2 separate regions of the Homo sapiens genome follow, and region 1 is linked to region 2. A link is an interaction called in ENCODE POLR2A ChIA-PET data of the cell type or tissue named here. Cell type or tissue: PC-9. All regions are shown on one strand. Links, peaks and the distances in the headings refer to the core of each region. The heading gives the core; the rest is flanking DNA. Region 1 holds the start of WWC2-AS1 (WWC2 antisense RNA 1). Region 2 holds the start of WWC2 (WW and C2 domain containing 2).

Region 1 (15,945 bases), core at 6,420-8,919, 140 kb after region 2:
GGCTTATCCTAGGAATATACAATTTAGGATTTGAAAATTATTCACTGTACTAACAGAGTGAAGGGAAATTATTATTCCAACAGATACAGTGAAAGCTTTTTTTTTTTTTTTTTTTTTTTTTTTTTGAGACAGAGCCTCACTCTGTCACCCAGGCTGGAATGCAGTGGCGCGATCTCAGCTCATCACAACCTCCGCCTCCTGTGTTCAGGCGATTCTTGTGCCTCAGCCTCCTGAGTAGCTGGGATTACAGGCGGGTACCACCACACTCAGCTAATTTTTGTATTTTTAGTAGAGACAGTGTTTCACCATGTTGGCCAGGCTGATCTTGAACTCCCGACCTCAAGTGATCCACCTGCCTTGGCCTCCTAAAGTGCTGGGATTACAGGCGTGAGTCACCATGCCCGTCCCAGAGAAAGCATTTTGATAAATTCAGCTTTTATTCATGTTTTTAAAAATTGATTCAACGAGGAATGAGTGCTACAGAATAGGACATAGGGAATGAAGGAGAGCAGGTTGCAGGATTTTTGTTACTGTTTTGGTTTTTTGTTTAAGAGACAGCATTGTTGTCCAGCTTGGACTCAAACTTCTGGGCTCAAGTGATCATCCTGCCTCAGCCTCCCGAGTAGCTGGGACTACAGGTACACACCACCACACCCAGTTTGGTTGCAGTTCTGAATAGGTGTTCAGAAGAAGTCTCATTGAGAAGGCAAAATTTGAGCAAAGACTGGACAGCAGTGATGAAGAAATCAGTCAGGTGGGGGAGAATCAGCGTACATACAGGTTTTGACACAGGAGAAGGTGTGGGATCTTCCAGAAACAATTTGAAGTCAAATGTGGCCTCAATAGAGAAAGGAAGAGAGTTAATCCAGGTGATGGAATGAAGACAAAAGAGCGTGTCGGCCTGACACACCACTGGAAAGGTTGTGGATGCGCATCTGAAATGGGAAGCCATTTGACCATATGTTTATTATTTGTGTTTAATGTTTGCTAATTTAATTGGTATGTAATGACATAATGCTTTTGTCTTTATTAGTAGATGATTTTTAAATGATGTTTTACCATGTGTATTTCCATTTGCTAGTTTATTTTTTTAATTTAACAGCTTTATTAAGAAACCATACAATTCACCCATTTAAAATGTACATTTTAATGGATTTTAATACATTCATAGTTACATGCCCATTATTGCAATCTAACTGTAGGACATTTTTGCCCTGCCCCCAGAGGGAACCTTGTGCCCATTAGCAGTTCTCCCCATTCCCCACACCTCCCTCCTCCATCCTCTGAGCCCTGAACAACCACTGTTTCCTGTCTTTCCCGATGTGCCTGTTACAGACATTTCATATAAATGGCATCGTATACTGTGTGATCATTTGTGACTGGCTTCTTTCACTTGGCATGTGTTTTCAAGGTTCGTTCATGTTGTGGCATGTATTAGAACTTCATCCCCTGTACTGCCAAATAATATTCCATTATATGAATAAAGTTTTATTTTATTTTTTTGAGACAGAGTTTCTCTCAGTCGCCCAGGCTGGAGTGCAATGGTGCGATCTTGGCTCACTGCAACCTCTGCCTCCCGGGTTCAAGTGATTCTCCTGTCTCAGCCTCCCGAGTAGCTGGGATTACAGGCGCATGCCACCACACCCAGCTAATTTTTGTATTTTTAGTAAAGACAGGGTTTTGCTATGTTGGTCAGGCTGGTCTCGAACTCCTGACCTCAAGCAATCCATCCACCTTGGCCTCTCAAAGTGCTGGGATTGTAGGCGTGATCCATTGCGTCCAGCCGTATTTTATTTATCCAGTCATCAGTTGGCAGATAATTGTTTTTTTGCCACTTTTTGGCTATTATGGATAATGCTGCTGTGAACTTACATGTACAAGTGTTTGTGTGGACATAGGTTTCTATTTCTCTTGGGTATATGCCTTGAAGTAGAATTGTTGGCTCATGTGGTAATTTACTGTGTATTTTTTTTTTCTTTTTAAACCTTTTTTTTTTTTTTTTTTTTTTTTTTGAGAGAAGTCTTGCTCTTGTCCCCTAGGTTTGAGTGCAATGGCTTGATCTCGGCTCACTGCAAACTCTGCCTCCTGGGTTCAAACGATTGTCCTGCCTCTGCCTCCCAAATAGCTGGGATTAAGGCACCTGCCACCACACCCGGCTAATTTTTGTATTTTTTAGTAGAGACAGGGTTTCACCATGTTGGCCAGGCTGGTCTCGAACTCCTGAACTCAGGTGATCCACCCACCTCCGCCTCCCAAAGTGCTGGGATTATAGGTGTGAGCCACTCGCCCAGCCTTACTGGTTTAATTATTTGTGGAGATCTAGCATTGACCTTCCATATATTAATATTTATCTGTTATTTGTATCTTGAGATAGTATTTTCATAAATGTTTTATGTAATTTTTCTCATTGGCTTTTGTTTTATTTCCTTTTTATTATTGTTAAACAAAAGATTTAAAAAAAATAATTGTGTTTAGCCATCTCGTTTCTGATGGCCAATTCCATTTATTAGCCATCATACACGGTTCTAGCAGCATCTGGGATTCTGCTTTCCTCTGTGCTTTATGAAAGTTAAACAATGTTTTATTCTGAATTCTTTGACTATCTATCTGGAGTTGACTTCTTGTTTTCTTTAAAGGTGGCTTCAGAGATGAAGTAGGTGTTGAGGATTTTCAGTAAGGTGGAAGTGGTAGTCAGGAGAGGGATTTCCAGAAGGAGCAAGTTGACAGTTGCCCTTTATTGGCTTGCTTAAGGAGCTCCCTGCAAGACAGTGGAGAAAATGGTGAAAAGGGAAGGCAGTCATTAGTAAAATACCATTTTGCTCGTTAGAACTTTAATGTTGCAAGATTCACTTTTAGGGCAAACTTTTGAAACCTGTCTGTCTTGTGATCTTTCTAAGGTCTACAGGTTTCCAGAGTTTACTTTTCCTTCATTGTCATCTTCTTTCCCCTTCTTTTAAAATAAAACCTATGACACTAGGATTATAAGAAGTGGTAAGAAGCTCTGGATTTTCAGTCCTACTTACCACGTTTAATCACAGTATCTTCCTGGTTTTCTGAAATAACTGAAATCAATGTAAAATATCAGTTGCTTTAGCGTAGTTAGTGTAGACAGTGGGAAATGTGCAGAAATTGTGGGCTCTTGCTTCCAATTTAGCACTCTGGGTTGTGAGATTTGGCTCCACAGAAATAAAATTAGGTGGTTAGCTACAGCTGTAGTTAAGTTCAGTGATGTGAGAGAAAACACACACACTGGGGATTGTGGGCCTTTCATGTCTTCATTTCCAGTGGGATACAGGAATAATGAAGTTTCTAAGGCAGAATAAGGGTCACAGATTTTATTTAGGTCATTTTGCTACAATTCTAATTTGTCTTTCTTTTTACATGTATTATCATGCCATTAATAACAAAACTTTTTAAATTGTATTTTTAGAAGTTCTCCTGGGTTCTAGATAGACTGTGATAGCAGGGTAACCTTTAGCAGGTTACTTACCTTTCCTCTTTAGGTCCCGGGTTCTTTACCAATAAAATGAGAATGAAAACTGTATCTAGTAGTGTAGTTTGAGGATTGAAAATGGGTATTTGTATTTAGCACAGTGCCTGGAATACGTTAAAAGCACTTATGAACTTAGCTCTCATTATTGCTTCCTAGTAGAGTCTACATTGTGCTAAGCTTCTAGGTCAGCATTAGCTTAATCTTCTAGTTGGGATCTAAGGACATTAGTTTTTACATTCTGTGTCCTACATTTGAGGCTGGGTTAGAGAACAGAAGAGTGAAAACAGTGATCCTCCAGTAGCTAGAATGATGCCAAGTGGTTCCAAAGAAGAAAGGTTGTTGAACTACTAATTAACACCATACCGATAAAACCAAAACAACTAGAAATAATGTCTGCTTGGAAATATTCATTTCACTTATGGGAGCAAACTTTTTGATAGTTCATAAAATGCCATCTTGGTATTTGGGAGCTAAGAATCATTCAGGTTGTCCATTAAGAAGACTCCCCAGTATAAAACCAGTAGCGTATAGCCAACTTTAGGTAAACTAAATAATGTGGGGGACAAAGAAAGCACAGGTTAGCTTCCTATGTGATTGTCACCCAACATAGAATAAAATTTCACTCATATCACCTAAACAGAGGAGAGTCCAACTTTGTCAAGTCAATTTTAGATTTTTTTTGAATTTCCATTTCTTTTGTAATAACACTTAACATGAGATCTGCCCTCTTAACAGAATTTTTAAGTGTATAATATATTCAACTATAAAAACAATGTTGCACAGCAGAGTTCTAGACTAATTTTCATGTTGCATAACTGAAACTTTATTTCCTGTAGCAACTCTCCTTCTGTACACCTCAGCACCTGGCAACCACCATTTTGCTTCTATGAGCCTATTTTAGATACTTTATATAAGTGGAATCATACAGTATTTGTCCCTCTGTGACCATCTTGTTTCACTTGGCACAATGTCCTCAAGGTTCATTCATATTGTCACATATTGCAGCCTTTCCTTCTTTTAAAGGCTGCATAATATTCCATTGTATATACACACTATGTTGTTTTAATCCATGCATCTGTCAATGGACATTTAGAGTATTTCTATATCTTGGCTATTGTGAATCATGCTACAGTGAACATGGGAGCACTAATATCTCTTCAAGATAAAGAATGTCTTAAACAATTTTTAAAAAAATTTAAATTGACCTATCATCATAATCCAAATGATTTTTTGTGTAATATTTATCTCATGTAATCCAAGTGATTTTAAGACTTCTATTTTATGTCAGTAAGATATAGTATTGTTTTAATTCATTATTTCTAAATGGGTTCAATATCATCCTTGTTTTAATCAACTGTTTTCACTTGATTTTTGTATATGAGAGAGATAGGGGTCTAGATTCATTCTTCTGCATATGGATATTTAGTTTTCCCAGCACCATTTATTGAAGGGACTGTCCTTTCCCCAGTATATGTTCTTGGCACCATTGTCAAAAATGAGTTCACTGTATATTTATGGATTTGTTTGCTGGTTTTCTATGTCAATGTGTCTGTCTTTATGCCAGTTGTGTGCTGTTTTGGTTACTATACCTCTGTTGTATAATTTTGAAAAAGGAAAAACTTCAGACGAATTAAATTTAAAGGAGTTTAATTGAGCAATGAAAGATTCGTGAATCGGGCGGCCCCCAGAATCACGGCAGACTCACAGAGACTCCAGGGGTGCCTTGTGGTCAGAACAAATTTATAGACAGAAAACGTACAGTGATATACAGGAATTGGAAGTGAGGTACAGAAACAGCGAGATTGGTTACAGCTTGGTGTTTGCCTTATTTGAACACAGTTGGAACATTCAGCGGTCTATGAGTGGTTGAAGTATGGCCACTGGGATTGGCCAACACTCAGTTATTGTTACAGGTGTATACTATTAAGTTAGGTTTTCAGTTTTGTCTGACTATTAAGCTAGGTTACAGTTCATCCACAAGGTCTCAATTATAGAAGTATGAAGTCCTTCTTAGGCCATATTTAGTTTGCTTTAACAATTTGAAGTCAGGTAATGTGATTCAGTTTTGCTATTTTTGCTCAGGATATTCTGGGTCTTTTTTGGTTCTGTATAAATCTTAGGATTGTTTTTTCTGTATCTGTGAAAGGATTTTGATAGGGATTGCATTGAATCTGTAGATTACTTGGGGTAGTATGGACATTTTAATAATATTGATTCTTCCAATCCATGAACATGGTCTATCTTACCTTTTTTTGTGTGTCCTCTTCAACTTCTTTAATCAATGTTTTATAGCAGGGTTGTTCAATCTTTTGGCTTCCCTGGGCCACATTTAAAGAAGAATTGTCTTGGACCACACATAAAATACACTAGTACTAACAACAGCTGGTAAGCTAAAAAAAAGAAAAAAAGCAAAAATCCTCATAATGTTTTAAGAAAGTTTACGAATTTGTGTTGGGCTGCATTCAAAGCCATCGTGAGTTGGGCAAGCTTGTTTTATAGTTTTCATTGTAGAAATCTTTCACTTCTTTAGTTAAGTTAATTCCTAGGTATTTTATTTTATTTGTAGCTGTTGTAACAAACTATTTTCAATGGTAAAGACAGGTTTCAGCTCAGATATTTGAGTGCTATCAATTTTAGGACTGATTTTTTTTTTTTTTCAAAAGATAAAAGTGTTGCTGTCTTTTTGGCAAAAAGCACTTGAAAATGCTGTTCTAAATAGAAATACATGTAGAATGAGCTACTGATTGCTGTGGCTCTTTTGATATGATAATAGTTTAATATTAAAACTGAAATGTTTTTGTGATATACTGCGAATGAGCTCATTGCTCTTAATTCATATTACACCACCTTTAAAATCCTGTTCAGGTAGCCTTCTCCAGGAGTTCCACCCTCATCCCCAAGCCATAAGTAATCCTTTCCTCCTTTGAGTTCCAGTAGCACTCTTTATACCTCTCTTTGTATTTATAAACTGGGCCTTGAAACATAATTATTTGTATTTCTTTTCCCTAATAAAATACGAGTACCTAAGCACAAACTGATAAACATTCAGGTTAAACTCAACGGATATGTTATTGAATATCTGCTTTGTCCAAAGCACTGTGCCTAAAGCTATGCAAACATGAGTATTACACCGCTCTTGTCTTTGTCACGTTGTTCCTCATAGTGCCTGGTCTCCCTCTTGACATTTTTCTCTTGTATTCGAGGATGCCCTTTTTTTTTCCTCTTACATCTCTTGCCACTACTTCACAGTGTATTTTGTCTCTGTCTCTAGTAGACATGTGAATAATGAATATGCCCAACGCTTGCTCTCGAACACTCTTCTCTTTTCAATACACACCCACTTTAGGTAATCTTGTTTATTCTCGTGCACCTAAAATAATATCTTTATGCCAGTGACTCTCAATTATCTATCTCTAGTCCAGACACTTCTGAACATCAAGTCCACATATTCTAGTTGCCATTGAAGTCTCCTGGGCATCACGGAAATGAATGTCTTAAAGAAAACTCTTCCTCTTTTCTTCCACATTTGGTCCTGTTCTCCAGGAAAGCACCTTCGTCCACCCTGCTGGCAAGCCAAAATCCTGATGTGATCTTGGTCACATGCTTTCCCACACCCTCCACGTTGAGTCCATCACCAAGTCCTGTTGATTCTGCCTCTGAAGTATCTTCCTCCTCTGGCTCTTGCCCACATGCCAGCCCACAGTGCTGGCATAATGGACCCTCGTGGCACTTCTGCTCAGTCCCCACAGCGTTGTCACAGTGACTATTTAAAATCATAAAGCAGGTCTTGCTTTAATCTCCTTGATTCTCGTTGTTCTTAGAGTAAGATTTAGAAATTCTCAACGTGGCATCTGTGTATCAGTCCTTTTCCAGTTCCATCTTTTGACACCCCCACCCTCTGTAATCCAGCCACAGTGGCATTCTTTAAATTCCAGAGGTTTGCTGAATACCCCCTCACCCCGCTGTCCCTTTAGGGTTTTGCACAAGCTCTTCCTGTTGAGGACCCCTTCTACCAAGTGAGCCCCACTAACCCTCTCAATTGAAACACTGTTTCCTCAGACAGGCTCCACCCAAGCCCTCAGACTAAATTAGGATCTGTTCTCTTGGCATATCTAGGTATCCTGAACTTAGAGCACCTTTGGTAATTACTAAGATTTCTTTTGTTGGCTGATTATTTGCTCAATATCTGGCTGCTCCATGGTCTGTAAGATCCCTGAGGGCAGGGATCATGTCTGTTTTGTTCACACTCAGGCCTAGCACCAGACACATAGTAGAGAGTCAATACCTATTTGTGGAATGAGTAAAATAAATCAACATAAAAGTTCAAAAGCACTCTAAAATATTGCGCAACAGAATGTGTTTAAAACTTAAGGCTCTGGCTGGGCATGGTGGCTCACGCCTGTAATCCCAGCACTTTGGGAGGCCGAAGCGGGTGGATCGCTTGAGCCCTGGAGTTCGAGACCAGCCTGGGCAACATGGTCAAACCCCATCTCTACTAAAAACACAAAAACTAGCCAGGCGTGGTGGCGGGCGCCTGTAATCCCAGCTACTCTGGATGCTGAGGCATGAGAATCGCTTGAACCCGGGAGGCGGAGTTGCAGTGAGCCGAGATTGCACCACCGCACTCCAGCCTGGTCGACAGAGCAAGACTCTGTCTCAAAAAAAAAACAAACAAACAACAGAAAAAAACTTAAGGCTCTAACTTAATATATGGAAGTAAGTTTCTAACCCTTGTGAGAAGACCTTTATTAGTTTGTGACTAAACCAGGCGTGTGCTGCTTTTCTGATCTGTCCAATTTTAGAATTGTTATTACCAAAGTATATATTTGACAACAGGAAAAATATATTTTATCAGTTTGACAACAAATATTTATTGATCATCTGCTGTTTGCTTGGCATGGTTGTAGATGCTTGGGATACAGCTGGTGGGTTGCAGCTTACTTTCCCACGGAGGACAGACAGTGTACACGGAGAATTTCAGCTCCTGAAAAATACTCTGGTCTAAATAAAACAGAGCCGTGGCAGGGGCAGGGGGGCTAGAGAAGTCCTATTTGAAAAGATAACATTTCAGCTAGCATTGGAGGGACAGGGAGTCAACTGCGGGAGATCTGGGGAGAGCTTTCCAGGCAGAAGGAACTGCCAGGACATCTGAGGAACGGAGGGGTGGGCAGTGGCCCTTGGCACAGTGAATGAAGGAAAAACACACACTTTTATAGAGATGCCATGACTTGGAGTTCTTATTCTGCCCATTTTGGTTGGAGACAATGATGATGTCCAGCTCATAAGAATGTTGCTAAGTAAGGTAATGAAGGTAAATAGTAGTAATAATACACATCACTGATAGTTTTAAACATCATTAATATGCCTTCCACAGAATTTATGTGAAGGAGAAACTGATAAAGTAAATGTTACTTTAACTCATGGCTTTGTTTATGTGTTTGTTTACTAATTTATTATCTTTTAAAACTGTAGACTGTGTTGCTAATTATCTGCAAACATTAATGTTTATGTTGATTTCTCTTTAAAGGTTAAAAAGCTAAAGAGAGAGCTCTCACAGATGAAGCAGGAACTGCTCTATAAAGAACAAGGCTTTGAAACATTGCAGCAGTGAGTATGAAAAGACTGAATCAACTTTAGAATAAGCTCCCTAACTAGTATGAATACAAAGAAAATAGAAGTACAGATTACATAAGCGATTTCTTAAAGAAACGTAAAGTAAAAAAGTTCAGAGCTCTACACCAAAAGAAAATAAAGCAATCAACCAACAGATAAAAAAACTTGGGAAAGATCTATGCACTTGAAAAGATCCAAAGTTTTTATTAATCATTGGAGATCCAAAGAAACCAAAGTGAAAAGCCTTTGTCTTACCTTTATCTCCTGGACCCTTGCTGGCCTCCTCTGAGATTGTGGTACAGAGCTAAGAGACTAGGCACAAGAAATTCCTCTCCACATTCGGCTGGGCTGGCTGTACTTGACCCCTGTGTGAGCCTGCAGCTGCCCTGGGCCCTTGGGTGGAGGCGTGTCTGTCTCTCTCTCTCTCTCTGCCAGCCCCAGGGATGACCTAGAGTCTAACCCTGACAGATGGCAGGGGAGCAAGAGCAAGTTAGGATTATTAGCAAAGGAGCGGGAGTGCGCTCCTCACTTCCTGGTTCCTCTACCTTTCCCGTTTGCTACTGAAGTTGGCTGGGCCGTTAGCAGAGCCCTAAGCTGGGCCAGGTAAAGTGGAAATGGAGGTGACAGAGGGTCACAGGATGAGGATATCCCTTCCGCATTCCCGGCCCCTGAAAGCCACTGTTCTCCCTGCTGCTGAGGCCCAGCCTATCCAAACCGTGACAGGCACACCTGAGACTTTCTAATCCTGCAGTCTCCACTCCACAGGGCCTCTCATGGGAGAGAAGCAGTCCATGGTTTTCACAGCCACATGACCACGGAGAGGAGTTAAAACTTCCCTCCTGCTTGGTGCCTCCAAGTGCGGTGCAGTATTTTTAGGGATGTCCCTGGTCAGTTTTGTGTTCAGGCAGGTTTCGTGTTCTTCCCGGCATCTCCCGTGGTAGCACCTCAGGAATGCCAAGCTGGTCTCAGGCGCCACCTCTGTGGAAAGTACCCAGCTGTGTTCCTTTTCCCTGTGGAATCTTACTTTACCTTCTGCTCTTATTTGGGATGCTCCAAGCAGCAAGCCCCTTTAAAGATCCTGTGTGTCACTGGCCAGATAAACAAACTGGTTGTTCTTGTTTGGGTGATTAGTCATATCTTGGGATACGCAGGCACTGCTCTTGACCACCAGTCAGACGCATGACTTTAATTTCACACGTGCTGTTATCATCCAGACTCCTTTTTTCCTGCTTACCGCATAGAATCATGACCCTGATACTCCTTCAGATGCTCCCATCCTAGTGGTTCTCAAACCTGACTGCATATTAGAATAATCTGGAGAGTGCTTAGAAAAATAATGTTTCTAGTCTCTATGCCAGGTATATTTTATGAGATCCCAAGTGCTTCTCAAGTCCAGCCCTGTTGTAAGAACCTCAGCTGGTTGCAGAGCTCCCCGATAAACCAGGCAGAACTAGAATGACATAAATGCATTATTTAGTAATTGTTTATCAGCATAAAGCAGGGCTTCGTGGTGGGGGTGGGGAGAGAAAACAGAGTTTGAAGAGTGCCGTAACGTGTTTAGCCATATGTTCCACATTTTTAAGGCACATGAAATTATAACTCGCGTCACCATTTGGGATTAAAGGTTAGCCAAACTTGCTGTCTTTGTTATATTGATGTAACAATGCTGTATTGTTTCAAAGCAGTTTGCTTGCAAGCAATTTTTATAGGAATCTAAGGCATGTTTAAGAATCTGTCAATAACATTCCACAAGAAAACAATAGACATTTGTTGTAGAAATTCAGGCATTCTCTTGGAATGATTCTAATCCCTTGAACCGAGAGCAGAAAGATATGATATCTAACATCAGAGACCTCTCCTGTTTATCTTAACTATAGACAAAATAAAGCTGTTCTTATTCAAATGTTAACCACCATACTACTAAAACACTGAATGATCAACAATCAAACCCAGCAGCCAGACTTTTTAAGAAACCACATTCTTGATACTATAAAGGGACTTATATTTGTGGCATGACAGAAAATATATTTCAGGAAAAGATTTAAATAGAATCTGATTGTAGGCTTTGTAACTTTTATTTACAATAGAATGGAATATATTTGTTGAATCTGGAATTATAATGTAATTTAAACTTGAGCTTTCATTTTACTTGGTACAATAGTTTTATACTGGGTAGACAAATGTGGCATTGTTCTCTACGTTATTCATTTCAGTTTGTGGTCCCAAATTTGACTTCGGCCTAAGCAGCAGTGTAGTATATGTGTAAATGGATACCAGGAAGATGCCTGTTTCCATTTGCTGCCTCCAGTGTGCATTCAGAATTGGAAAACAGGCTAGTGATGAAACAGCAAGTCACAGGCATATACAGATTCTGTGAAAATTTGGTTCTCAAGGTATACACTTTCCAGAGAAGGAATGCAAGTGAACATATTTTATCTTTCAAAAGAGACTAATATATTGAGTGAAAATTAGTTATAGGGCACACTCAAGTCAAGAACTTCCAAAAGAAATTTTAAGAAAAAAAACAGCTTTTCTCATATTAAGAACAAAAAGCATGATACTTTAAGTCAGCAAATGATGCTCATACTTCGGTTTATTTTATGACAAGTTAGGGTCAAAAGAGAAAAGGTGGGAAATGAAAAGTGGAGGAGAAAAACAAGAAACAGTGAAATAAAGGAAAAAGGCAGCACTTAAAGTAGAGAAGTTCAAAGGAGGCAAAAGAAAAAGAGCAGAAACGTTCCATGGTGAAAGCTGAGCTGTGTTCTTCACATTTAGCATTCTGTTGAGCAGTGGATAGCCAAGAAATTTTCATGTATTCAAAGCTCTCTGAAATTTAAATTAGCAGTCTTGAACCAGTCCTGCTTTTATTTTTTAAACGTTAAGGTTTTTTTCTGAAAACAGCTTACCTGCTTTTATTTTCAAATGATAAAGTTTATGTTCATTTCTGAATCAAAGATTTGTTTTATCATTAAATTCTGAAGACTTTACACAAACAGGAAGAAATTACTTGAGTTTTAGAAATTCACTTTGACACAATTTCAGATATCCCTATTACTACCTATTTTATGAAACCCCACATTTTAGTTTTTATTTTTAGTTAAAAAGTGCTACATTTGAAAATGCCAAAATGCTATATTTGGAAATATCATTTGTTTTATTTAGTAAGCCATTTCCTCAGCCAAGTTGGTGGATATAATACTTCAGGGAGTCAGAAATTCCATTGATAAATCTCTTCCCAAATAAGTAGAATTAGCTGATATTCAAAGTACTTCACTAGTCCCATCAGATATTCTAAATGTGGTAGTCATAAGAGCCCCAGTTCTGAATCTGTCATTTTAGGATAGTTCCCCTACTAGCTAAGTGTCTGTGCAATTTGGGGTATAAATTTGCATTAAGTTTCTCCCTTGCCTTCTTCATTTGGAAGAAATGTGACTAGGGGATCTTTAGGGGCCCTCCCCATTCTAAACACTGTGTGTGTGTGTGTGTGTGTGTGTGTGTGTGTGTGTGTGTGTGTGTGTGTGTGCATGTGTTTAATCTGTGACTTGATTGGTTGTACTTTATTATCAGATGATCTTATGATCAAGTTTATTTTATTTTCTTAGGTTCTTGAAGTCTTTAATTGCTTGTTCAGCAGCATAAGATAGTTACTAAAACAGTGCTTGGGGAAATACATTATCTATAAACCGCTCTTGTTTGAGTGGACTTTGTTTGGAAGAGTGATTAAGATGGCATTGCTTTATTTTTTTTCAGATTATACCTTTCACATTGAAAATAAGTATTAATTATTAAATGTTTTAAACCAAACGAGCTCAGAGCCTGTTTTCCCCGATTCAGTAGGTACTATTTCTCTGGAGACTCTGGATAAAACCAAAAATATGTCTAAGAACGTGTATAGAGTTGTTGGGTGGGGCAGAGGCATAGCCATATGTCCCACAAGGAGAACTCGTGCAGTATTCATAATGAATCCCAGATAGCACAGGCAGCTGGGGAGGACCAGGAGAGTGATCATGAAGAGTACATGAAACTATTTTTTTAAAAGAATTAGGTAATTCGATTAGGCCCTTCGAACACAAAGAATTAGGTTACGTGAAATCCTCTAGCCTAAGGTGACGATGTAAACTGCAAGGACACTTGGTAAGCAGCTCTGCAGGGATAATAAATTAGCTCATTGAAGAGCTGTTTATTCAATATGAGTTGAGAAATGACTACTGCCCTTCTGCCGTTTTCCTAAGTTTGAACTCATCCAGCAAGTCAAGCAATTTTATCTTGACTCATAACTTTCATAAAAGCAGAATAAATATTATATATATATATATAGAGAGAGAGAGAGAAATAAAAACTAACCACACAATCCAAACATTGTAGGATACTCACTAGTATAAATAATAATTTACTTATTAACCATTTATTAAAGGCCTCCCAAGCTGCAGGCCCTGTGCCAGGTTTTGCACAGACATTACAGCAAAACATTATGTAAATCAGGTGGCAGTTTACTTGCCTCTGTGTTCTTCAGCTAAAGCATTTGCCCACGTCTTTTACCTTTCTTGGGTGAAGATCAGGATCAGCACTTGATAAGGTTTGGGTTCAGCCAGCAGTGGGATCATTCAAACAGATTGAAGGCAAAAAGACATGCGTTTGTTTGAGCCCAAAAGTGATTAGAAATGGACTGGGTTTGAAGTGAGGGATGGGAGAAATCTTAGCCGCCTGTGATTAAAAGAGAAAGGAGGGGCTGAGACGTGCGGATCACGAGGTCAGGAGTTCAAGCCTGGCCAACATGGTGAAACCCCGTCTTTACCAAAAATACAAAAATTAGCCGGGCATCGTGGCGGGTGCCTGTAATCCCAGCTACTTGGGAGGCTGAGGCAGGAGAATTACTTGAACCCAGGAGGCGTAGTTTGCAGTGAGCTGAGATCACGCCACTGCACTCCAGCCTGGGCGACAGAACAAGACTCCATCTAAAAAAAAAAAAAAAAAAAAAAAAGAGAGAGAAAGGAGGAGAAACTGCCTGAAAAGATGATTGCTGGTATATGACAGTCAGCAGTGAAATAATCATCCAACTGAGACAATTCCAAACCACTTCCTACTCTCTGTTTAACTTATATGCTATCATTCTTTGATATTTTTTCTTTCTTTTTCTCTTTTCACAGAATTGATAAAAAAATGTCTGGAGGCCAGAGCGGGTATGAACTCAGTGAAGCCAAAGCCATTCTAACAGAACTAAAATCTATCAGAAAGGCAATTAGCTCAGGAGAAAAAGAAAAACAAGATCTGATGCAGGTACATTATAAAACATTTTGTTAAGCCAAACTTCTACCTTCTGAGGCCCCCAGAAACTCTTACTGGGGCAGAAGTGCTCCCTCAGAGTCTGGATGACCCTTCTACCTCTGCCACATTTGTGCAGAATGGGCCCTGTGGAGATTGTTGCAGGCACAAAGGTAGCCTGCTGCCTTGGAGGAGAGCAGAGTGATTCCAACTGACTGGTATGCTTCGTTGTAAGCAGCCTTTGGATGGCCTTTGAGATAGTGGGTGGTGGGGCCTGGAGCTCATGTGAGGAGATTAACATCTTGGTGCACCCTGAAACTCACTGAAAACTTCATATGAGTCCCCAGTAAGCAGAATTCTCAGCCCAGGATACACAAGGGATATATCATTTGCCATCAGTAAGTAGAAGGCTTGCCTTTTGGGGATGAGGCTATGTGAGGAGCTTAGAAAAGTTTTCCGACCCAGTTGATTCTGGGGTGCCAGCTAAGGGTGGGGCGGGGAGTGCTGACCCAGCTGGGGGATGCCTATACAGTTACCCTAGCAAAGCTGCCAATGGCCATAGATCCCCTTACTAAACCTGTTCACTTCTCAGCCTGTGGGTCTTAACTCCCAGTGATCCAGCATCATGTGTAGAAAACACAAAATAGCCGTTAAGTGATCAGTATTCTCAGTATCTATACTATCAAATACAGTCAAGTTTTTTTTTAAGGGTGTCTCTCTTCCTCTCCTTCCCTCCATCCCAAACACTAAGAATTCTTATTTCGTATATTTGGAGTTCTTACTTAGCTGAGGGATAATTTAGTCCGCATCTATGGGAAAATGTTAGAGTCACTGATGATGTTTACATTCTCAATAGAACATCTACATTTAAATACCATATTTAACTACTTGATGTTGGTTTTCAAAATATTAGTTGAATATAGATAAATATTCTTGGATCCATATAATTTTGCATTACTTGCAAGAAGAATATAAAATAATATAGAAAAGACAAAATAATAATAGCATGTAATTGTAAATACTGACTTTGTGCCAGACATTCTTCTAACTGCCTTGCATATAAATAATTCCCTTGATCCTCACAACAGCCACTAAAGGTAGGCACTGTTATTATTCTCAGCTTACAGACGAGGAAATTTCAGCACAGAAAAATTAAAGTTTCTTAAAGTCATACAGCTGGTAAGTAGCAAGACTATGGTTCAAACCCAGGCAGTCTGGGTTAACGTGGTTTTAACATACATATAACACATGCAAGACTTTACTTGTGTGTATTTTGGTTTTGTTCCACAATTGTCTTGCTGATTAAGTCAGTCATTCCAGAAATGCATGTAGTAGGTCCTTTAAAAAAAAAAGTTAATAGAACTGGAGCAAATCTACATTGGAACCTTCTAATTCAACAATTTTAGGTCATCTTTCATTCTTCCTATAAACTTTGGATTCATCTGCAGGCCTGATTAAATTAAAAGATTAGATCCCTTTTCAGTTACTAAATTACATTAATTAGTAGATGCAGAGATTGACAATAGAGTTAGAAGAAACTTTAGATATCTTCTGTGACTTTCAAACCTCTTTGACCA
Region 2 (15,945 bases), core at 6,980-9,479:
GCCTTGACAAAGGTACAAAAGTTATGTTCTGAATCTATCATTCACACATATGTCATTTGAGTGTTATAGCTACTCTGTTTGTCTGTATCCAGCCTGCACTATTTTCTTTAAAGTCCAGGGTTATTGCACTATTTTCTTTAAAGTTTCATGGCTATAGGTCCCTAATTAAATAAAGTTTGTAAAGTTGGGCAAAATCAAAATATTGTAGAATGGAAGAGAATATTCAGAGTCAATCAGGGCAGTTTTTTATACATTAAATGTATAAAACCCATTTAATCAGTAATGTGGAACTTGCTCAAGAGAAGCTCAAGGTCATTGTTAAACACACAGACTCTCATTCCTTTCCTTGGAGAGTCTGAGGTAATAAATCTGAGCCTGGGAATAAGAATTTTATTTTTTATTTTATTTTATTTCATTTTATTTATTTATTTATTTTTTTGAGATGGAGTCTCATTCTGTCACCCAGGCTGGAGTGCAGTGGTGCAACTTGGCTCACTGCAACCTCTGCCTCCCAGGTTCACGCCATTCTCCTGCCTCAGCCTCCCGAGTAGCTGGGACTATAGGCGCCCGCCACCACGCCCGGCTAATTTTTGTATTTTTAGTAGAGACGGGGTTTCACTATATTGGTCAGGCTGGTCTCGAACTCCTGCCCTCTTGATCCACCCACCTCGGCCTCCCAAAGTGCTGCGATTACAGGTGTGAGCCACCACGCCCGGCCTTATTTTATTTCATTTTTTAGAGAAGGGGTCTTGCTTTGTTGCCCAGGCTGGTCTTAAACTCTGGACCTGAAGCAATCCTCCTGCCTCAGCCTCCCAAAGTGTGGGATTACAGGTGTGAGCCACTGTGCCTGGCCATGAATCAGAATTTTATTTTTATGTATTTATTTTGAGGCAGGGTCTGTTTCTGTTGCCCATGCTGGAGTGCAGTGGTATGATCACAGCTCACTGCAACCTCAACCCCCTGAGCTCAAGTGATACTCCCACCTCAGCCTCTCAAATAGCTGGAAACACAGGTGTGTGTTCCCACCCCTGGCTAATTTTTGTATATTTTTTTAGAGACAGGGTATCACCATGTTGCCCAGCCTGGTCTCAAGCTCTTGGGCTCAAGTGATCCAACTTCCTCGGCCTCCCAAAGTGCTGGGATTACAAGTATGAGCCACTGTGCCTGGCCTGAATCAAAATTTTAAACAAGAGTTCCAAGTAATGCCCATCAGGCAAATTCCGAAAAACTGATTTAATCCAGATCCTGATTAATATGAGAAAACTGAGGCCCAGAGGAAAGACAATCTACCTCTCCAATGTTCATTAAGCATCTACTTCTATAGGGCATTACGGAAGTACAATGGGAATACATCAAAAGGTTTGGGACAATGCATTGCGATGCATTTCTGGTGGACTATAAATTGGTACAATCTTTTGGGCAGACAGTTGGGCGATATGTATCAAAATATTAAGTGTGCTTATCCTTTGACCCAGTAATTCCAGAAGAAAATATTTCTTAGAGTTTTCATTCAGACCACCTGAATCAGAACCACCCAGGGTTCCTGCTGAGGATGTAGATTTCAATGTCTCAGATCAACTGAACTAGAATCTCTGGGAGTGGGACCTGGCATTCTGCATTTTAACAAGTTCATCAAGAAATTCTGGCTGGGTGTGGTGGCTCATCATTATTATCTCAGCCCTTTGAGAAGTCGAGGTGGGAGAATCACTTGAGGTCAGGAATTTGAGACCAACCTGGTCAACATAATAAGACCCCTTTTTTTTAATAAGAAAAATTAGCCAGGCATGGTGGCACATGCTTGTAGTCCCAGCTTCTCTGGAGGCTGAGGCAGGAGGATCACTTGAGCCCAGGAGTTTGAGGATACAGTGAGCATTGATCATGTCACTGCTCTCCAGCCTGGATGATACAGTGAGACCCTGTCTCAAAAAAAAAAAACAAAAAAACAAAAAAACAAAAAAACCCCACCAAACTAAAGGAGAGACTTATGTTCACTAATTTGTAAGAAATGCTTCCCTAACAAAGGGAAGCAGAGGGAGAGTCCTGAGCTCAAGCGATCTTCCTACTTCAGCTTCCTGAATAGCTGGGACTATAGGTATTCGCCAACATGCCCAGCCAATTTTTTATTTTTATTTTTTTATTTTTTATTTTATTTTATTTTTTTGAGAAGGAGTCTCACTCTGCCCCCCAGGCTGGAGTGCAGTGGCACGATCTCGGCTCACTGCAAGCTCCGCCTCCTGGGTTCATGCCATTCTCCTGCCTCAGCCTCCCGAGTAGCCAGGACTACAGGTGTCCGCCACCATGCCCAGCTAATTTTTTTTGTATTTTTAGTAGAGACGGGGTTTCACTGTGTTAGCCAGGATGGTCTCGATCTCCTGACCTCGTGATCCGCCTGCCTTGGCCTCCCAAAGTGCTGGGATTACAGGCGTGAGCCACCGCGCCCGGCCTAATTTTTTATTTTTTATGGAGAAGAGGTCTCACTATGTTGCCCAGGCTGGTCGCAAACTCCTGGGATCCTTCCACCTCAGCCTCCCAAAGTAGTGAGATTACAGATGTGAGCCACTGCACCCAGTCTGGATAATTTATAATGAACAAAAACTTATTTGGCTCATGGTTCTGGAGGCTGGAAAGTCCAAGATTGGGAGGCTGCAGCTGATAAGGGCCTTCCTGCTGCATCATCACATGGCAGAATATATGGCATCACAAAGAAGCATGCACAGGAGACAGAGGAAAACTGGGCTGAAATCCCATGATAATTAACCCACCCTGACTATAACGGCATTAATTCATTCATGGAGCAGGGCCCTCATGACCTAATCACTTCTTAAAGGGCCCACCTCAGTACCATTGACATGAGTTTTGGAGGGGATGTTTAAACCACAGCACAGGGCAAAAAGGGCTACACAGAGGGGCAGCTGGGCATGGGGTATTAGAGCCCAAGAGGGATCCGAAAAATGTCCACAGGGATGGGGAGTAAGACAAGCAGGGTGAAGATGGTGTCCCCATAGAGGAGTGTACCTTGTACCTGTGTGGGGTGTCAGAGCCCCAGAAGATGAGGAGATCATGTATATGAGAGGACAGGGGGGCCCGGTATGGGTGCTAAGAGAGGGTGCCTGTGCAAGCGGGTGGCCTGTACGAGGTATGGGAGCCTACTGAGGGGGTTGGCCAGGTGTGAGGTGTGGAGGCCTGAAGGTACAAGAAGGGCATCTCCTTGGGGAGGGGGCAGTGGCAGCCTCAGGAGATTGGCTATGTTCAGGGTGTTGACTAAATACATAAGTATTTTAAATTTAAGGAGAGTCAGGTTTCTCACTGTTGTAGAAGAGAGTTCTGAATATGGAAGGGAAACTGTATTACTTTGTTTAAATGCTGCTGATAAAGACATACCCAAGACTGAGCAATTTACTAAAGGAAGAGGCTTATTGAACTTACAATTCCACCTGGCTGGGGAGGCCTCACAATCATGGCATAAGGTGAAAGGCACATCTCACATGGTGGCAGACAAAGGAAGAGAGCTTGTGCAGGGAAACTCTTGTTTTTAAAGCCATCAGATCTTGTGAGACTCATTCACTATCACAAGAACAGTACAGGGAAGACCTGCCCCCATAATTCAATCACCTCCCACCAGGTTCCTTCCATGACACGTGGGAATTGTGGGAATTACAATTTAAGATGAGATTTGGATGGGGACACAGCCAAACCACATCATAAAGCTAGAATGAATGCCAAGATGTTGGATTTGAATGGAAGGAATTTGGTGAACTTGTGGTTTTCAATAGGTAGATAGATACTATGTACCTAGACAGTGTCTAAACTCCGTCTACTAAGAGGGTGACACTCCAATAGCAATGAGTTCTCCTGGAAGCCCAGATCTAACTACCTTTTCCCACTAAAGGGAACTGGGGCCCTTGGAGAGATGACCTACTCCAGCTCTGGAATAGGGAAATCATAAGACGGCCAGAACATCTTCTCATGTCAGAAGACAAGGAAGTGCTCAAAGAATGTGGGAGCCATGTTAAAGGACATAGGAGCCAGCTTGTGGCCAAAGGAGTTCCCACTGGCCAAATCTAAGACCATTTGAGCATGATTAAACAGTGATAGTGTAGTTTTCAGGAGCTGGGGAGAGAGAGGAATGCAGTTAGTATTGATAGGTATAGAGTTTCAGTTGCAGAAGATGAAAAAGTTCTGGAAATGGATGATGATGATCATTGTACAACAGTGTGAATGTACTTAATGCCCCTGAATTGTACACTTAAAAATGGTTTAAAAAATAATTTTGTTATGCACATGTTATGAGAATTTTTTAAATGATGGCAATAGAGTATAACATACTAAATAAAAGAATAATCCATGAGTCCTGCTGTGGACTGAATTGTGTGCCACCCCCCTGCAATTTATATGTTGAAGCCATAACCTCCCAGTGTGGTGGTATTTGGAATAAGAAAGTAATTAAGGGTGAATGAGCTCATAACGGTGGGGCCCTGATCTAATAGGATTAGTATCCTTATAAGAGAAGACACCAGAGAGCTTTCTTTTTCTTTGTGTCATGTGAAGACACAATGAGAAGGCGGCTGTCTAAAAGCCAGGGAATGAGCCCTCACAGGAACTAAATCTGCCAGCACCTCAATCTTGGGCTTCCCAGTCTCCAGAACTTCAAGAACATAAATTTCTGCTTTTTAGGCCACCCAGTCAACAGTATTTTGTTATGTCAGTCCAAGCTAAGACAAGCCCCTAATGATTTTTTTGTTTTGAGACAGAGTCTCACTCTGTTGCCCAGGCTGGAGTGCAGTGGCGTGATCTCAGCTCACTGCAACCTCCACCTGCCGGGTTCAAGCAATTCTCCTCCTTCAGCCTCCCGAGTGGCTGGGATTATGGGCATGCACCACCACATCCTGCTAATTTTTGTATTTTGAGTAGAGGTGGGGTTTCTCCATGTTGGCCAGTCTGGCCTCGAACTCCTGACCTCAAGTGATCCACCAACCTCAGCTTCCCAAAGTGCTGGGATTACAGGCATAAGCCACCACACCCAGTGCCCCAATGATTAAAAAAAATAGTAATAATGGCAGGAAGGGATAGGAAAGGTCTCCCCACATAAAGATGCTGGCTCAAAAATGTAGAAGAAATCCTGCCGTTTTGGAGCTATCAATGTAATAATTAATTCAAGCATGGATCTTCAATGGATGTCAAATCCAATGAATGAAAGATTTGATGAGGAAGAGGATATCCATAGTTTTACCGTACCATCCCCACAGACAGTTAGTTATTAATTGCAGAGGGAAAAGACGCCTTTAAAATGGTGTCAGATACACCTGTCAGGTACCACTTAATGATCAAATTTAGTATCACCAATGATGAGACAAAACTGACATTACGTACTTTTCAATGTGATGGAGGGAGAAGTATACAACCTCCCCATAAAGTTTTCTTAACAAAAATGCGAACCTGAATCTAATGAGGAAATACTCTAAAACCAAATTGTGGGATATTGGCCTAGATTCTATGTCGTTGTCATGAAATATTTTTTTTTAAGGAGGTGAATGATCAAGATTAAAGGAGACTGAAGAGATATGACAACCAAGCTTAATGTGATGAACTTGCCCAGATCCTGTTTTACACAAACAGACAAAAAATAGTTACAGGGGGTGTCTTGAGGCAATGGAGGAGATTTTAATATGAGCTCTATATTAGTCTGTTGTCATACTGCTATAAAGAATATATAGCCTGGGTAATTTATAAAGCAAACAGGTTTAATCGGCTCATGGTTCTGCAGGCTGTATAGGAAGCATGGCTGGGGAGGCCTCAGGAAACTTATTGATTATGGAAAAAGGTGAAGGGGAGGCAGGCATGTCTTACGTGGCCAGAACAGAAGAGAGGGAGAAGGGAGGGGTGCCACACACCTTTACACGACCAGATCTCATGACGACAGCTCACTCACTATCACCAGAACAGTACTCAGAGGAAACGCGCCCCCATGATCCAGTCACCTCCTGCCAGGCCCCAGCTCCTGGAAATTACAATTCAACATCAGATATGGGCGGGGACACAAATCCAAACCATAATCAGCTGTATACTAGATAATATTTGCTGTATCAATTTTAATTTCTTAGGTTTGATAATATTGTAGTTATAGGCCGGGCACGGTGGCTCACGCTTGTAATCCTAGCACTTTCGGAGGCTGAGGTGGGTGGATCACCTGAGGTCAGGAGTTTGAGACCAGCCTGGCCATTATGGTGAAACCCCGTTATCTACTAAAAATACAAAAATTAGCTGGGCATAGTGGCAGGCGCCTGTAATTCCAGCTACTCAGGAAGCTGAGGCAGGAGAATCGCTTGAACCCGGGAGGCAGAGGTTGCAGTGAGCCAAGATCATGCCATTGCACTCCAGCCTGGGTAACAGAGTGAGACTCCATCTAAAAAAAAAAATTATGGTTATATAGGAGAATGGCCTTATTTTCAGTATTGAAGTATTTAGAAGTCAGGTGTCATGATGTCTATAATTTATTTTCAAATTGTTGAGCAAAAAAACCTACATCTCCATAGAGAGAAATAAAAGCAATGTGGTGAAATGGCAATCTCTCCTGGTGAATCTGGAACACAGATACATAGGTACTCATTTTATTATTGTTTCAAAGTTTCAACAATTTTCACATTTTTCAAATGAAAAAGAGTCTAACTCTCTGGGATGTGTCTCAAGAAATACATAGGTCAGATTTCTTACTTATTTTTTATTTTATTTTATTTATTTATTTATTTTTGAGACGGAATCTCGCTCTGTTGCCCAGGCTGGAGTGCAGTGCACGATCTCGGCTCACTGCAAGCTCTGCCTCCTGGGTTCACACCATTCTCCTGCCTCAGCCTCTGGAGTAGCTGGGACTACATGAGCCTGCCACCACGCCTGGCTAATTTTTGTATTTTTAGTAAACATGAGGTTTCACCCTCTTGCCCAGGCTGGACTTGAACTCGTGAGCTCAAGTGATCCTCCCACCTTGGCCTTCCAAAGTGCTGGGATTACAGGCATGAGACACCATGCCCGGCCCAATCCTGTCTTTTAAAGAAGGTATTTTCCAGACTATAAAGTTGGAACAGAAAAAAAGGATGCAAATTAAAGATGGTCAAAGGAAAACAGAATCTCATATTATTTCATTACATAAGAAATAATGTAAGCCGGATGCGGTGGCTCATGCTGTTATCCCAGCACTTTGGGAGGCTGAGACAGGAGGATTGCTTGAGGCAAGAAGTTCGAGACCAGCCTGGGCAACATAGTGAGATCCCCATCTCTATTTTTTATATAATTAAAAAAAATAAAAGAAAAAAAGTACATGAATTATTCACCCTAAAGCCCTACCCTACAGAGAATACAAGAGGTGCCCTCTGAGACCCTCATATGTATAAAAACGTGGTATTTGAGCTTCTGCTTCTTTTTGCTAATGAGACAGATACTTTAAATGTTCACTTCTTTTTTTTTTTTTCTAGCAACCACAAAATTTGCCCAATGTCGGTCTCCTACCTGCAGTAAATAAGGTAAAACAGAATCTGTTTGATGTTCCTTATTATTAAATGGGAATGACTTTTTGCCTAAGGTGTTGGTGTAATCATTAACTGCAAGGGAAGTGGTTATGGTAATTGAGGATTCTGGTTTGACCCAGCTGTGGGAATTTTTTTTTCTTTTTTTCTTTTTTGTTCTTTTTTTTTTTTTTTTGAGACAGGGTCTCGCTGTGTTGCCCAGACCGGAGTGCAGTGGTGCAATCTTGGCTCACTGCAACATCCACCTCCCAGGCTCAAGCAATTCTCCTGCCTCAGCCTCTCGAATAGCTGGGATTACAGGCATGCGCCACCACACCTGGCTAATTTTTGTATTTTTAGTAGAGATGGGGTTTCACTATGTTGGCCAGGCTAGTCTCGAATTCCTGACCTCAAATGATCTACCCGCCTCAGCCTCCTGAAGTGCTGGGATTACAGGAGTGAGCCACCACGCTTGGCCAGCAGTGGGAATTTTTAAAGATCACATGCCTTTCTTCTTAAGGACTGTCTAGACAATAAAATTTAGAATTGCGGCTTGGGGTTACCTAATCACAATAATTAGAGATATTTGTTTTAACCAGTTCAGTTGCCAAGAAAAAAAATGCCACTAGTTTGATTAAGAAACAAAGCACATTCTTTTATTTAGAATTTGAAAAGTGTATAATCCCTGATCTCCTTGAAGAAACAAGGGATATTAAAATATTGAAAACCAGTTCATCTTGTCCTACACAGAGCTGACTCACTAGCATAGTGAAGACGGTTCATACACTAACAACTAATTCTTACACACATAACTGAAAATGTAGACCACATTGTACAAAGAAATAAAATTATATCAAATTGTGGAAGGCCAAAAATAGGATTATAGATGGCTTACTTAATTCTATTTGACTTGCACTGATGTTTCCCTCCCAAGGTTCACTCCTGCATACTCAGTTCTCTACAGACTTTTAGATGATAGACATTCAGCCATATATTTGCAGTCCTGACCTTTGCTTCGAGCTTTAGTCCTGACCTTTAACTTTCTGCTGGGTATCTCTAATTTCTAAAGTCAACTGCATCTCAGATCCCCCTTTGGACTTCCTCATTTTTTCCAGCCCTTTGACAGTCTAAAATCTTGGATTCACCTCAGATTCCTCCTTCTAGCTTATTTGCCTCTCTCTTCTTAATCTAATCAGTTGCAAATTCTTGCCAAACCATTTCTTTTCATCCTTCATTGCCTTATTTCTGATCCAGACCTTATCTGTCTCATACCTGTACTATCACAACAGCCTCCTAACTGGATGCCTCCAGCCAGTCTTGGGCTCTTTCGTGCTAGCTTCATCTTTGAACTTTGCACACCCGTTTCTTTCCTCAAACATGCCCCGCCACGCCTGTCCATTTTAAACTCATGTCTATGCTCATCTCTCCCCATCCTTTTTCTTTAATGATTATTTACCTCATGATACTTCTCTGATGGATCTCCCTGACAGCACTAATCCTCTATAAGAATTTCCTTCCTTTACTATCTGTGTTCTTCCTTTGACAGGAAGGAAGTGTACAGGAGGCTGTGTTCTTTACATTTTATGATTGGCCCCATCTCCAGAACTGACTAGATTGTAACGCCACTGAACTTAGCCAGCCAAGTGTCTTTTTGCACCTTGCTTTTTTTCACTTAACATATACTGGAGATCTCTCCTTACCAGCACATATATGTTTATCTAATGCTTTTAAAATGCTTGCTAACTATGGATAATTCATAATTTATTTAATTAGTCCCTTACCGATGGCTACTGGTGGTTTTTCTGGCTTTGTTATTATCAAACATGCTTCAGTGAATATCCTTGTATATCTTGAGCAACTTTAATGTCACAGGAAAATAATTGTACTGGGATTGCTGGATTAAAGGGGTGTGTGTGTGTGTGTGTGTGTGTGTGTGTGTGTTTACATATAAACATTTTTTTTAAGAGGTAGGGTCTCCTTATGTTGCCCAGGCTGGAATGCAGTGGCTATTCAAAGGCACGGTTATAGTGCCTTGAACTCCTAGCCTCAAGTGATCTTCTTGCCTCAGCCTCCTGAGCAGCTGGGACTATAGGTGTGCTTGATATATTTTATTTTTATTTTATTTTTTTTAGATGGAGTATTGCTCTGTTGCCCAGGCTGGAGTGCAGTGGCAGGATCTCGGCCCACTGCAACCTCCGCCTCCCAGGTTCAAGCGATTCTCCTGCCTCAGCCTCCCGAGTAGCTGGGATTACAGCTGCCTGCCACCACACCTGACTAATTTTTGTATTTTTTAGCACAGACGGGGTTTTGCCATGTTGGCCGGGCTGGTCTCGAACCCCTGACCTCAGGTGATCCGCCCACCTCAGCCTCCCAAAGTGCTGAGATTACAGGCGTGAACCACCACGCCCGGCCCACCTGATATCTTTTAAATTTGTACATAATAGAATTATCTTTTAAAATAATTTTCACTGTCTACTCCCATTTTTGATATTACCAATTTTCCTGCCACTCAAGATTAGGACATTGACAGTGGGAGCTTTGTTTATGGTGGCTTATCCCCACGGATTTAGCGCTGGAGAGAAAACGTAAAGCTAGGAGAAAAGAACATTTTGAAAGCCACAGAATAGGCTCTTCAGCGGCTAGAACACGGTTCCAGGCTAGGGCAATATGGCGTCCTGTACACCGGATTGCATCATCTTTCTTTGCCAAGGATCATCTGGAGCTCAAATCAAATCTAAATGTGTCCACCTCTAAAATGGGGATAATCTTCATGTTTCTTTTCCTTTTACAGATATAAATGCAATTTCATTGTCTTGACCGTTAGGAATTCTCTGAAGGTCTGTTACTACGTAAATTGTGTGAACTCCGAACAGCAGAGTTCAAACTTGATCAGAACAAAAAAGGCTAGAGAGTGGCAACTCTCCTTTCCGTCATTTTAATGGCTTTTGTATGACCAAATGTTTCCTTGCCAGTCAGTGGGGAAGAAGCAGCGAGCTTGTCTCTTAATTGCTTTAGAGTTCTGTTTGTCTATTTAGCGTTTCTTTTTGAAGTCTGAAGATTTATGGAACAATAAACGTCATTTAATGCTGCGTGCTATTTTGGATTCCTCACTGGTTTTAGAATTTGGGTAAAACTACTTAGCTGAAAGTTTAACAAATTTGAAATTACAAGTATTGTAGAATAGTTCATCTCAGTGACATAAAATTACGGCAGCAGCAAAGTGTGTTACTTTGGTTTTTTTTTTTTAATAGTAAGATGTAGACATTTTAGTATAACAAATGTTTTCAAGTTGTTTGGGAAATAAATAAGCTAGGAAGCAAGGTTTAAATAAGAATGGTTTGGTTTGGTGCTGAATGATGTTGTTAGTACACCGCAATTCAAGTGTTGGCTATGCATTTGGGCCAATTTAGGGAAGTCCAAAACAACGCACATTCGCTCAGTAGTGTGAGAGATTAATTGTAGGCAGGTCCCATCTTTTTTACAGTATTCAAACGTTCAACCTTAAGACCCCACCAGGGCGTCTCATTCCACCGGGAACTAGAGAAGCTTGACTTGTGTGATCACCTCCTGATGAATGGACTGGGGCGGAACACAGATCCGGAGGTGGGGGCTTCTCTTCACCAAGCGCAAAGCCTACCTTCCAGAAGGCTGGCTGCACAAGCGGCCGCCCTAAATGCGGTCAAAGCGGGCAAATTCGCCGTGGGTGCCTTCCTTCCCTACCTCCGGCCCACTCTGGTTGCTCCTTCCCAGGTGCTCCAAGCTCTCCAGAGTTTCTGGTGGTTTAAAGTTTCCGCTTCACGCCCAGACTGCTCTAAGGGCAAACACGACCCCTTTCCTCTTCTAGGACCCCTTCCGTGAAGTCTGTTCCAACCCTGAGCCTCTCCACCTTCGAGATTGGCCGCAGATGCCCCGACGGGATGGCCTGGGGAGCCGAAAGCTGTCCCCAGCCCCGGACAGCTACTGCCCACGCCGCGCAGGCCAGCCTCACACAGTAGCGAATCTCCTTCACGCGACTTCCTCGCAGGCCTGTGAACCCGCAGGGGAGGCGGAGGTCGGTTCAAACCCTGCGAGAGCCCCTGCCCAGCGCGGAGTCCTGCACACGGTGGAAAGTCCTTACGCATTAGCGGGCAGGATTAAACGACTTCACACCACGAGGTGCAAGACTGGGCTTCGGGGCCTTCCTCGGTGTTGCTATTTTAAAAGAAGCTGCTCAGTAACCCAGAAGAAGATGACGGGGGACGGTGGTGTAGACCCGGCTGGAGAGGAGTCCAGGGCCTGGGAGGCGCCCCCTCTGACTGAGGGGCTGGGGACCCTGAAGCTTGGCGTCCAGGCCCCGCCAGCGCTGCACCCGGCATTGTCCCGCCTGGGGCAGGCGTCCGGTCCCTCGGCAGTGCGGGCCAGCACGTACGTAGTAGCTGCTGAATAAATAAATGCCTATGCAACAGGGAACGTCCCGGCCCACCCCGGCCGGGCCAGGGCCTAGGAAGGGCGGGCGTCCGGCGCCGCCGTGGGTCCCTCCGGCGTGGCCGCCCACACCTCCTGGCCACGGCGGGGCTGCGGTGGGGGGACATCCTGGGGCGGGCGGCTGGACGGAAGGGACTAGAGTCGGGGCGCGTCCACGGCCAACCGCCCCGAACCAAGCAGGGGAGGCCAGGGACCAGGAGCTTCCGGGGCCCCGCGGCTGGAGCGCCCGGACGCGAAGGGGCGGCGGGTGACGGGGCGCGGTGCGGGCGGCTACAGGGCCGGACGGGAGTTCCTCCGCTTTCCGCCGCGCGGCTCGCGGTCTCAGCCGAGGTCATCGAGGGCCAGGAGCCCTGGCGGAGGCCCCGCCGTCCCGGACCCACCGACGCACTCCCAGGGCTTGGCGCTTTCCCACCACCCCGGACCGCCCTTGGGGTGCCGGAGGGGCTCGGGGCGCGGCGTGGGGAGCCTTTGTGCCCTCTCCGCTTGTTGAGGTTTTTTCTCCGGAGGAGAGCTCCCCGCCCGCCACCCCTTTCCTCTCGAAAGTTTTGTGGTTTCCCTAGAAGACGAAAGAGGTTGAGAAGGTTGCGGAGACTTTTGCAATCTTCCCCGTCCAGAAACTCTAAAACCTCTCGGCGTTTGGCCCAGGGGAGCTATCTGGGGTCAAGGGGAGGGAGCTGGCCGCACATTCCTTCGCCCGCCTTCCTCCCACCTGGAGCCGCGGCCCCGCGGGGCAGTGCGTCCGAGCTGGTGCGGCGACGCCGGCAGCGGCGGGGTTAAGCTCAGGAATGCGGCGCGAGGAATGCGCATGCAGATGAGGCGGGCGGGCGCATGCTAATCGCATGCAAATGAGGGGCCCGCCGCTGCCGCGGCAGCGCCGCAGCTTCCCGGATCCGAGCCCAGACGGCGGCGGCTCCGGCAGCCTGGGCGCCGCGACCCTCGGCGGCCAGAGGGGGACGGGGCGGAGGAGGAGGAAGAGGCGGAGGCAGCGGCGGCGAGGGGGAGGAGGGTTCGCTCGCCGGCTCCGACGCAGACATGGTGGACTGATCCGCAGCGGGGCCGCGAACAGCGTTTCCTGAGGCACCTCCCGCGCGTGGTTCCGCCGCGCCCCGCGCCCTGCGCCCCTCAGCCCCTCGCCGGCGCCCGCGTCGCGGGTTGGCAGCCTAGCCCGGCAGCCGCGTTCCCGCCGCGTCCCGCGCCCGGTACCTATGGAGGCGCCGCTCGCCGGCGAGGCCGCCGACCATGCCTAGGAGGGCCGGGAGCGGTCAGCTGCCGCTGCCCCGGGGCTGGGAGGAGGCCAGGGACTACGACGGCAAGGTCTTCTACATTGACCACAACACCAGGAGGACCAGCTGGATCGACCCCCGGGACAGGTGGGCGCCGGCCGCGGGGGCGCGGGCCCGTTCGGACACGGCGGCTGTTGTCCCGGAGACCCGGCCGCGCGGGGGGCTGGGGCGGCGCCGGCCCGCGGTGCCCCGAGGGGTCCCGGGAGGGATGTGGGGCTGGCTGCTCCGGCGGGGCCGAGGAGCCGCCCGTACCCGGGCTCCTCCGCCCACCGGCTTCCCGACGCCCCTCCGGGGACCCGGCCCCGAGGCAAGGCTGGAGTCGCTGCCCCGGGCCGACGCCGCGCGCCAGGCTAACGGACCCGAGGGGCCACCTGAGCCCTGTTAGGAACTTCCCTAGGCTTCGAGGTGCCCACGTGGAGGCTGCAGGACACCTTCGGCCTCTGGGCGGCGGGGGTGGGCTAGGGCCTCACTGCCAGTTGGGGAACGAGCCCTCCGGGCCACCTGTGGCATCCCTCAGGCCGTCCTTGGCGCGGGAGCCTGGGCTGCGAGCTCTTGGCGGGGGCGCCCAGACTGGCCGGAGGTCCCGAGCTGGGAAGGGGCTCCCGCCCCCCGCCGGGCCCTGCTAGTGGGTGTGACTGACTTTGCCCCTCAGAGTTTAAAAACGCGCGTTTGGGGGTTTCGCTGTCTGTCGTTAGTCTTCACCTGAAAACTTGAACCGACTCCCAGATCGGGAACAGGCATATTGTGTTTGGAAGGGAGATGTAGTGAAATTAACGTTGGGTATTGAGGCACTCTGATTTGAGCTTAGCCTGGTTTCTTTGTTTTTTGTTTTTTAAATTGGTTCAGGAACTGAAGGTTCACAAATGTTTCTGTGTCCCATATTTTTTTTACCCTTAAAATTTCTTAGAATTATTGTAAGAATAATAGGAGGTATTCCTAATTATAAATTTGTAAATTATCCATTAAGGAGATATTCCTAATTGTAAATTTAAATAACGTGCCACCAGGGATAACTTCGACATTTGGACTTTTGTCATTTCTGAAAATTATAACTTTATTGAATGTGGCCCTTTGGGCTTTATATACTTTTTAGGTGCTTCTCCTATTTAACATTTTCCCTTTTCTCAATTTGAAGCTGAAATACCTAACTACTTTATAATCTCAGTTACTTTTGCCCTAAAAATGTTGTTTTTGAAAGCTACTAAAAGGCAATTACAAGAAAGTTATAAATAACATTATAAATTTATGGAACAATCCTTGTTCAATTATCCGTGAAGCTACGGGCCTAGGTTTCCCTCCTGAAATGAGAAAAGGCACCTGTGCTGAGGTTCGGTCTTGCCGCAGCCTGGCTGCCTGTTGCTGGCCTGATGAAAATTGTGACAGGCATCACACCTTCCCAGTGTCTCCAGACGTGCTAGTTGTTGTCATAAACTTCACGCTCCAAGCCAGTTATTTGACTTATGCTATTGCACTTTGAAACTACTTAACAGATAGTAAATGTCAGTGCTGATGGTGTGCACCCAACTGCGGCTTTTAAGGCACCTGTATAAATATTTGACTTTTACAGTTGTGTGGTAATTCTTTCTGCTTTCTGATACTTGGAGTTTCAGGTAATTGAAATAACAATAAATTCTTGAAATATTTAGGCATTCTAGGTTCTCTTCTTCGGTTTACATGCTTTACTATATTATCTCAGTTGTGTTTACCGGAAAGGATTACAAGAATATGTAATGTCTGGGTAAAGTAAATAGAAAGTGGAGTGAAATTATATGACTTGGCTATCCATATCACTACTTTTTTCACAAGTCAAGCATGTCCTTTATTTTAAACTCTTAATGGATTAGTAATTATTATGAACTATTTTCAGGAAACTGGATAAACAATTCATTGGATAGGGACAAATAGTTTTGACTAAGATAGCTTTTTATTTTTCCAATTTTCCTTGCAGCTGTTAGGTCTTAAATATTCAGAGACATAAATTTGACGACTTACAAATATTTCTGGATCTCAGAGTTTTAAAAGATACTCTGTTGAGATCAGAGTCACCATTATATACTCAGTTTAAATTTGATTATATTTTCTTTTAGGGCAATTAAGTGACTAAATCTTACTAAATAGAGTAAGAGCTGATGGGAACGTATATTTGGAGTAACTATTAACTCCTGTCAGTTTTGTTACACACTTACCAAACATATGGAAAGAGAGATGTTACACAGGCCAATAGGAGTGTGTGGATTCTTCTGCAGGATCAACTTACAAATTCTGAAAGAAAAACAACTTGATATACTATGGGTCTGCAGTACTTTTGAACTGTTTAAGCCATTTAATTAGAATGGTCACGATGATTTACCTTGCATATTTTTTATGTTATTCTGTTAAGGAAAAGAATTTTGTGTTTTTGATAGTCTATCAGAATTTGTTGAATATTTCTGATTATACAGATAATTATGCCGATTTAGTAGGGGAGGCTAGGGCATTTTATAAGAACATAATTTCATTCAACAGGTAGTCATGCCAGAATGCTGAAGCATTATTCTAAAATGCTTTTAAGCTTTTGGAGGTGAATGACGTCATTCAAACTTTGCTGGGATGTGATCAAAGCTTTTATTGCTCCACTTCTTACTTTTATTGACTAAGTTTACGTGAGTTTCTGAATCCCTCTAAACCTCCATTTTTCAGCTCTAAAATGAGGATAATATCAT

Evidence for each region. ChIA-PET counts read pairs that join two places held together with the same protein. Peaks named below come from ENCODE experiments on the same cell type or tissue, not always from the same donor. Only the 100,000 strongest peaks of a DNase experiment are listed, where the experiment ranks them.
Region 1: POLR2A ChIA-PET joins it to region 2 with 33 read pairs; 8 of 35 experiments call an interaction of 5 or more read pairs at or near these places.

The regions. Positions count from the first base shown.
Region 1 is chr4:183,231,163-183,247,107 of GRCh38, forward strand. WWC2 (WW and C2 domain containing 2) reads left to right here. Exons shown (of 23, transcript NM_024949.6): 5 at 9,021-9,100; 6 at 14,254-14,383. It overlaps WWC2-AS1 (WWC2 antisense RNA 1), which reads right to left and starts at 9,472. Exons shown (of 2, transcript NR_126473.1): 1 at 9,362-9,472; 2 at 2,466-2,758. In PC-9, for the core only: no CTCF peak of the experiment used is centred there; no DNase peak of the experiment used is centred there; H3K27ac peaks cover 165 bases.
Region 2 is chr4:183,086,293-183,102,237 of GRCh38, forward strand. It overlaps WWC2 (WW and C2 domain containing 2), which reads left to right and starts at 12,965. Exons shown (of 23, transcript NM_024949.6): 1 at 12,965-13,330. The coding sequence starts at 13,200. It overlaps WWC2-AS2 (WWC2 antisense RNA 2), which reads right to left and starts at 12,907. Exons shown (of 1, transcript NR_024008.1): 1 at 10,729-12,907. It overlaps LOC105377578 (a long non-coding RNA gene), which reads right to left and starts at 6,108. Exons shown (of 3, transcript XR_001741938.2): 1 at 5,892-6,108. RefSeq lists silencers at 8,364-8,658, 11,724-12,018 and enhancers at 10,084-10,378, 11,724-12,018. In PC-9, for the core only: no CTCF peak of the experiment used is centred there; a DNase peak (open chromatin) is centred at 8,189.